Regions from separate parts of the Homo sapiens genome. Here region 2 is linked to region 1. A link is a contact called in ENCODE Hi-C or POLR2A ChIA-PET data. All regions are on one chromosome and are shown on one strand. Each heading gives the region's core, a stretch centred on a gene start or an enhancer-like site at or near the end of the contact. The rest is flanking DNA. Distances are from core to core; before and after follow the strand shown.

Region 1 (4,036 bases), core at 447-2,946:
TCTCTACCAAAAATACAAAAATTAGCCGGGCGTGGTGGCGCACACCTGTAGTCCCAGCTACTCAGGAGGCTGAGGCAGGAGAACGGTGTGAACCCGGGAGGTGGAGCTTGCAGTGAGCCAAGATCGCACCACTACACTCTAGCATGGGCGACAGAGCAAGACTCCATCTCAAAAAAAAAAAAAAAAAAGGATGGGAATGATGAACCACACTGCAGGAGCTCCCACATGGCACAAAGGAAAGAATACTCTCAGGACGGGGTCTCCACCTGCCAAGCCCTCCTACTTCGGGGCCTCTCTACACGCCCTTGGCCTTCCAAGGTCTCAGGGCTCCCCTGCAGCTCCCAGGGCCCTTTCTGGGTGTGACGTATTTTCTCTGTGGTCCCACACCTCCTGCCCCTCCAGGAATTGAGCCCTCGTGGGCAGGCACTATCCCCCAGAATAGGGATTTGTCCCATACTGTGAGAGAGTTTTTTGTGTGAATGGTGCTGGATTTCCAGCTGCTGGTGAACACTCAGGTGTGCCAACAGTGCCCTGATTATGCGAGGACAACAGCAACCATCCCCGTCGTGGGCCACCGTGCCAGACCCTGTCCTGCAGATCCCCTCTGAGGCAGAGCTGGGGCAGTGACAGCCTGAGCCTCAGTTTCTCTGCTGTGAAGTGGGCCCACGACAGCTCCTCCTTCATGGGATGACCCCGTTTGGAGGATCAGGGCAAGCGCAATCCTGCTGCCCTGCCCATGCCCACTCACTCCTACCTCCTGTCCCGGTGGCAGCCTGACTGGACAGAGCCTGGGGTCTGAGCTGGCCTTCCTTCCACTGCCCTTCTGGAAATAGAGTGGCCATACTGCCGCAAGCTGACTATGCTGTGGTCAGGATGAACTCCCCTGGCCTCCCAGGGTGGCCGCCACATGCTCTCGACCCCCAGGCCCCCAGATGGGCAAAGTGCTGAGGAATGAACATATGGAGAAACAGAGACCAAACAACCACTTCAATCATACAACAGGTGGGGGCCCGCCTAGCATCTGGCCAGGGCTCTGGGCACTGTGCTGCCCCCAGCCCACCCCCTGCCACAGGTGGCACAGATGGGCCCATGAGTCAGCGCACGTTCATCCCCTTTGTGCCTCCCCCAGCCCCTCCAGCAGTCTGTGCCCTCATAACCCCCATTTCCCAGGCAGGAAAACCTAAGGTCAGGGAGTGGGAAGCCCTGTGTCAGCGTGGCCCGCAATCAGGGGAACCCCGGACTCTCTGACGCTGTTACTAGGGGCGCAGCAGGCGCTGTGCTGGAGCGATCTGCGGTTCCCAGGGCGAACCCCGCCTGGGAAAAACCCAGCGTGGGCGCCAGCGGCAACGCCCGCTCGCTTTCATGCAGTTTGCCTGGTGGCCAGGGAAAGGTCGTTCTTGGCCTCATTTTGTGGATTAAAAGTGTCCGCGACGGAGGTTCAGAGCAAGACGCAGCGCAGGGTCCTCTGGGGCCATCGGCGTCGCGCCCCCTCCCTTGTGGGGCCCCGCGGGACCGTCTCAGGCCCGAGGGGTTGGGGTCGCCCCAAACTGCGCGCTCTCAGCGTACAGCCTCCAGGCCCCGGGCCCGCCCCGGGTGGAGGCGGAGTCTGGGGCAGCAGCTCGCCGCCGGGCGGGCCGGGGGCGGGCCGGGGGCGGGCGCGCAGCTGGAGCCTGCGGCTGAGGCTCGGGCGCGCTCAGGCCCGGATCCTGGCGGCCTGGGCGGCCGCACCATGGACTCGGGAACCGAGGAGTACGAGCTCAACGGCGGCCTGCCTCCGGGCACACCCGGCTCCCCGGACGCCTCGGTAAGACCTTCCCCCCACCGCTGCATGATCTTGCCAGGCCCTGTCCTTTCGGGGCGCCGCGGCTCCCCGGGCACCTGTGTGCGCCGCGTCCGCACTGCAGAGTGTTGGGGGACGTCCCGCTCTAGGCCAAGTCCTTCCCGCCCCATCAGGGTCAGAACGATGCCCCCGGGAGCTCCAGCCACCCCCGGCAAGTGGGCGGGACGAGGGGGCGTGGGGGCGCAGGGCGGGCTGGCGTCCCCAGCCCCACTAAGCAGCGCCCGCGCTTGGCTGCACGGCGGAGGGGGCCTCGGCGCAGCTCCTCGGGCTAAGGACTGCCGGCGCCCGGCTTTCCCGACCTCCCCCCCACTCTCGCGCGGGCCTCTCTAACTTCAGCCTCGCCGTGCCGGCTCCTCCGCGCACTTTGCCCGGAGGCGGGCGGAGGGGAGTCACAGCCTCCGGGCTCCAGACCAGCTGCATGCAGACAGTTACGTCACCCCACGCTGACCACACAATCTGATGCGTGCCTTGATGGGGGAACTTGGGGCCCGCTGTGGTCCCTATTCCACTCACCTGCCTTGAGAAATAGAAACGTCACACAGCCTTCAGTGTATGCCGCCACCGGCCCTCCAGAACTTGCCCTGCCCGGCCTGGGAGGGCTGTGGGCAGGGGGCAGGCCCTGGTAGTGGTCCCGCTTCAGAATTCTTCATCCCAGGACTCAGCACTTACTGAGCACCTTGTGTTTGTTGCAAGGTCCTGGCATGGCCCTCTGGTGACTTGTTTACTTTGAACATTCTTTCCTTTTCTAACCCCCTCAGGGATGGGGGCAGGGAACAGCAGCCTGTTGGGTTTTTCCAGGCCTCTCCATGGCGTGGACCAGACTGGGGCAAAGACACTCTGCCCACTCGCTGGTGAACAGTCCTAGGCCGGTGCTGTGGGGACAGGACATGTTCGGGGAGGCGGGGCCCCATGAGCCACGGGATAGGATGGCCCTGGGGCTGCATGGACACTTGTTCCTAGGTTAGAGAGGAGCTGTCGCACTGCAGGACTTGACCGGTGTGCGGGACCCCAGCGACCTGGCCCTGCCCCAGTGTGTGAGCACTTTGGAGCAATAGGCAGGGGGCTCCTCCGGCTGTGTGTCCTTGGGAAGTTGCCACACCTCGCTGGGCCTTTTAGACATGGTCTTATAAAGAGAGAACAAAGGGTCTCTCCTGCCTTCAGGGAAGTGGGGAAAGCAAGTCAGGTAATAAACAGGTCAGTGGCTTGGAAGCGCCTTGGAAAGGAAGGGATACTGCTCCTCCCCCAACCCTGACCTTGCCCGGGCAATGCCCTCCACTCAGAGCAGTCTCTGCTCACTTCTGCGGGCGGCAGGATAGGCTGTGCCTCCTGAGATGGGTGCATCTCAAGCCCAGAGGAGATTGGGTTGGATTTGTTCCCGGATCACTGTCTTGGCTCTGGGCACCAGAGGGAGAGAGACACAGCCCCGCCCCACCAAGCCGCGGTTGGAGAGCAGCCCAGCCCAGACAGGGCAGGAGAGGCCAGGGCAAAGCAGGGGGTTCCCTGGGGGCTGGGAGCCCATCGTGGGGGGCGGGGCATGGTGGTCAGGGAAGGCTTTCTGTGGAGGTGGGGACATTGGCTCTGAGCCCTGGAGGGCAGGGAAGGTGGGTGAGCAGATCTGGCTCTCTGAGATGTGTGGAAGGGCATCTAGGCAGAGGGAACAGTGGGAGCAAAGGCTCAGAGGCTGGACCACAGAGCACATGAGGGCCAGGTAGGAGGTGGGGGGATGGGAAGCCAGGCCGATGGGAGGGGCCTTGCAGGCCTGATCACGGTCTGGTGTCCAGGGAGCTGTGGAAAGGCTATGAGCCAGTGTGAGGATGAGCACATTTCCCCTTGAGGGGTAGAAAACTTCGAGGGCCGCTCTGCTCACCCAGCCTGGGGGCCCAGGACCACCCAACACACCTGTTCCTCTTCCCAACCTCAAGACCTTGCTTCTCCGTTTCTTGGGCACATCATGTCAGCACTCTGTGCCTCAGTTTCTCATCTGTGAAATGGGTGTGGTCGCGGTGCCTGCCATAGAGAGTGGTGAGGACTCAGTAGCTGATGTATATGAAGTGCTTAGAGCCAGGCCAGCACTCAGCGCCCTCATCCTTCTGCCTGCCACGGAGACCCTCTCCCACTGGTGACCCCTGGCAGTGGTTTGGAGAGGGCAGCGCTTTGCCCAGCTCCCTCAGTTTCCTTTTCTGTAAAATGGAGAGT
Region 2 (4,036 bases), core at 849-3,348, 5.1 Mb before region 1:
TCAGGAGATCCAGACCATCCTAGCCAACATGGTGAAACCCCGTCTCAACTAAAAATACAAAAATTAGCTGGGTATGGTGACGCGTGTATGTAATCCCAGCTACTCGGGAGGCTGAGGCAGGAGAATGGGAATTGGAGAGCATGCCACTGCACTCCAGCTTGGGCGACAGAGCGAGACTCTGTATCAAAAAAAAAAAAAAAAAAAAAAATTAAAAAAAAAGAAAAGAAAAGAAACTGGCTGGGTGCGGTGGCAGGAGAATCGCTTGAATCCGGGAGGCGGAGGTCACGGTGAGCCGAGATCGCGCCATTGCACTCCAGCCTGCGCAACAAGAGCGAAACTCTGTCTCGAAAAGAAAAGAAATATTTTGTCCCACATTCTGTACTAAGAGCTTCACACATATTATTTTATTTAATTATCAAAACAACTCTAAGGGTAGACAGGTGTAGATCCAGGTTTTGTGGGGACTGGAATTAAACAGCATTAAGGGCCTTCTGATTTTTAAAAAATTACAAAATTATGAACACAAAATTAGGTATGACGATGGTTATTTAGAATGAGAAAATAAATTGTAAATTATAACAAATGAAGAGCTCTCTGGCATTTAGGAGAAATGCTCCCTGGTTGCAACTCCCCACCTGTTAGACTACAAATCCCAGCGACCCATGCAAGTGAACATAAATTTCATTAGCTTCACCGTAAAGTTGTCTGGCGGCGGGTCGGGGGTGGGTAGGAAGAAGTGTTATCTCCATTTTTAGGTTGAGCAAATCACTCAGTATTGCAGAGTGGGAATCTGAAAATTATGCAAATAGACTCTAGAGCCCTCGCCTTTACCCCCACCCTGCTTCTTGTCAATATCACTGAGTGTGCATGAGGGTCTCGTTAACGACGGCTGAGGGGGAGACGATGAAGTAAGAGGAAAGGCTGAACAAAGGGCAAGAGAAAGGCAGAAAGAAGCTCCTAAAGAAAGCTGGACGCAATTGGGCTCCGCAACCCTAATGGAGAAATGCGCCTTAGGAGGGAAGGGGAGAAGTTTAAGGGGAAACAGGTAAAATGAGGCAGAAGTTGAGCAAGTTAGTCAAACCCTAAATTCTTTTACTTATTTACAAAACAGCCTGGCGCGGTGGCTCTCGCCTGTAATTCCAGCACTTTAGGAGGCCGAGGCAGGAGAATCGCTTGAGGCCAGGAGTTCAAGACCCCCCTCTCTGCAAAAAACAATTTAAAAATTAGCCGGGTGTGGTGGTGCGCAGTTGCGGTCTCAGCTACTCGGGAGACTGAGGCGGGAGGATGGCTTGAGACCGGGAGGCGGAGACTGCAGTGAGCTCTGATCGCGCCACTGCACTCCAGCCTGGGTGACAGAGCCAGACCGTCTCTAAAAATAATAATAGCAATAACAAAATAAAAATAAATGTACTGCACCCAACTATGACCCAGGAGTGGCATGGGTTTCCGCAGCGCAGCGGCCGCGCCTGGGCGCCCCAAGCAACACAACCAGCGCTGTCAGGAGGCGAATAGGAGCCAGGACAGAGAGCTGGGGAGGCCACTGCTGTCAGGCGAGGGATAAGAAGGCCGTCCGCGGCGTCACTGACGGGGCTGAAGGAACACCAGGAGAAGAGTGGCAGACAGCTCCGGAGCCGCGCTGCCCGGGCGACGCCGGAAGATGGGCCTCCCAGCGGTCTTCCTTTCAGCCAATGGCCGCGAGATGCGCCGTCCGAGGGTGCCCCGCGCGGCACAGGGAGGGAACAAGCAGCCCATCGGGTGCAAGAAAGCACTATCTTTCTAGGTGACTATGCGAACTACCAGGGAAGTGTAGCTAGGGACAGGCTTCTCTGCCCGCGGTTAACCTAACTCAGTGCCACCACGCCTTTAACCTGAAGCCAGGGAGCACGGCTGCCCTCAGTAAAGATGGCTGACTGGCGCGGAGAAAAAGCCGGAAGCAGCTGGGCTTTGCAGGGAGCCGACTGAGCGCTGCGGGGGCGTGGCCTGGCGGTGGAGGGGCGTGGCCAGCCGCCGTAACCTGGGTTTGCGATCTTTGAGGCGCGCGCACCGCACCCGGTCCCGACTCTGTGGCTTCCTGGGGGCGGGTTCGCCGTCGGCCCCGCCCCCGCCCAGGTGTCTCCCTTTGGGAAGCTGCCCGCCGAGTCTCCGAGATTTGTCCCTGGTGGTCCCGCGGACCCCTCGTCCCTCCGCAGTCTCCGGCTGGCAGCGATGGAGGGCGCTGGGGAGAACGCCCCGGAGTCCAGCTCCTCTGCCCCTGGGTCCGAAGAGTCTGCCAGGGATCCACAGGTGCCGCCTCCGGAGGAAGAATCGGGGGACTGCGCCCGGTCCCTGGAGGCGGTCCCCAAGAAACTCTGTGGGTATTTAAGTAAGTTCGGCGGCAAAGGGCCCATCCGGGGCTGGAAATCCCGCTGGTTCTTCTACGACGAAAGGAAATGTCAGCTGTATTACTCGCGGACCGCTCAGGATGCCAATCCCTTGGACAGCATCGACCTCTCCAGTGCAGTGTTTGACTGTAAGGCGGACGCTGAGGAGGGGATCTTCGAAATCAAGACTCCCAGCCGGGTTATTACCCTGAAGGTAAATTCCTGCAACGACTTTCTCCTTTCCAGCGGCGTGAGGTCCCCTTTTCGCAGGGCAAGGCTGGGCGCGAGTGTGAGGTGGACACAGTAAATTTGGAGTGTCGGTGACGACAGTTCCAAGAACTTTGTGCTTTGCAAAGTGCATTCCCACCCATTTCCTCATTGGGTTCCCACAAGGCAGGGAAGACAGACCCATTTTACGGATCAAGAAACTGAGTCAGAGGGAGATGAAAGGACTGGCTCGAGGTCCATGCGTCTAGAGAGTAGGGTAGCTTGGAATCCCATAGTCTTTCTACCTCTCAGTGCTGAATCAAAACTTTTACTTTTGGGTGTGCCTGACAGTGCAGTTACCTTAACTTTCTTACCTGGGACCTAAGTAAGTCAAAATATGGTCTTTGCAATCCTCTCTCAAGGCCAGGATTCTGATTCCCGTTTCTTGATATTTTGGCCAAGGTCAGTGAATGCTGAGAAGAGACTGGCAGGGATTAGGAAAATAAACACTTAGGTTTCACTGATCAGCCTAGATTGTTCATCTAGGCATGCTTAAACCTGTTTTCCTATCAGCAGCAAGGGGTAGGTTTTATCATCATGTGTAACTGAGAAAGCCTAAAGCAGTAGAAAGGCCACATTCTTTGAAATCAGACGGGCTTGGATTCAAATTGTACATTTGCTACTTACTAGCTGTGTGACCCTGGACAAGTTACTTAACCTCTCAGAACCTAGGTGGTTTGTAAGCATTTGACACATCACAGGCATGTACAAATTGTTGAATTAATTGCATCACCTAGAATACAGCCTGGTACCTAGTGGAGTACTTAATAATTTTTTGTTGCATAAGCACACATGCACACACAAGGTGATGGAACCAAGGTCAGAGTGCTAATGTCAAGAGGAGGTGTCCCATAACTTAATTGGAAAGACAGATCTGGGCTAAGTGTTCTATGGGCATCAGAGAAGAATGTGCCAGGAGATAGCCTTCCCCACCCCATCCCCATCTGTCCACCCCTCCAACCCCAACTCCAGCTAAGTGGGTATCTGTGGATGCCCACGTGTTCAGTTCTCCTTTACTGACTGGACTTGGCGGGTGACCAGGCTGGGGGACTTGGTTAAAATAATGAAACTCAGGAATCCCTGGCCAGGGAAGGCATTTTCGAGGTCATGTGGTTCCCGGGTCTATGTGTCTCTTCCACAGGTTGACTGCTGTATGCAGGGTCTTCAACACATGGTCTTTATAATAGTATTCCATTGTTCCTGGCTCTGCGCTTGGCGGGGTGTGGAGCTAATGCACCCCCACCCCTGGTTCTCTGACAGCTTAAAGTCTGGTGGGAGAGACTGAGGGAGAACCTGCATGCACCCTGAAATGTTCTGTAGAGACATGTGATAAGTCTGTGCAAGAAGGTGTGGTGACAGGAGGAGTCAGTTCCACCAAGTGGAAGGGGCTAGCCAGAAAGGCATCTGGA

The links. A loop is a pair of places that touch in the nucleus more often than their neighbours do. ChIA-PET counts read pairs that join two places held with the same protein, here RNA polymerase II (POLR2A). Pooled maps may share reads with other maps.
Region 2: a map of ascending aorta shows a loop between it and region 1 (6-fold over the local background). The contact joins the promoter of TBC1D2 here to the promoter of NINJ1 in region 1. A Hi-C loop is called at or near these places in 1 of 168 maps with a recorded cell type or tissue (ascending aorta) and 2 of 50 pooled maps. POLR2A ChIA-PET finds 5 or more read pairs at or near these places in 1 of 52 experiments (activated B cell).

The regions. Positions count from the first base shown.
Region 1 is chr9:93,131,911-93,135,946 of GRCh38, reverse strand. It overlaps NINJ1 (ninjurin 1), which reads left to right and starts at 1,696. Exons shown (of 4, transcript NM_004148.4): 1 at 1,696-1,804. The coding sequence starts at 1,730. LOC124902212 (a long non-coding RNA gene) reads right to left here and starts at 2,935. Exons shown (of 3, transcript XR_007061665.1): 1 at 2,354-2,935. RefSeq lists enhancers at 386-982, 2,442-2,491, 3,973-4,036 and silencers at 952-1,001, 1,502-1,731, 1,902-2,151.
Region 2 is chr9:98,253,711-98,257,746 of GRCh38, reverse strand. It overlaps TBC1D2 (TBC1 domain family member 2), which reads left to right and starts at 2,098. Exons shown (of 13, transcript NM_001267571.2): 1 at 2,098-2,574. The coding sequence starts at 2,206. RefSeq lists an enhancer at 1,374-1,863 and a silencer at 2,034-2,083.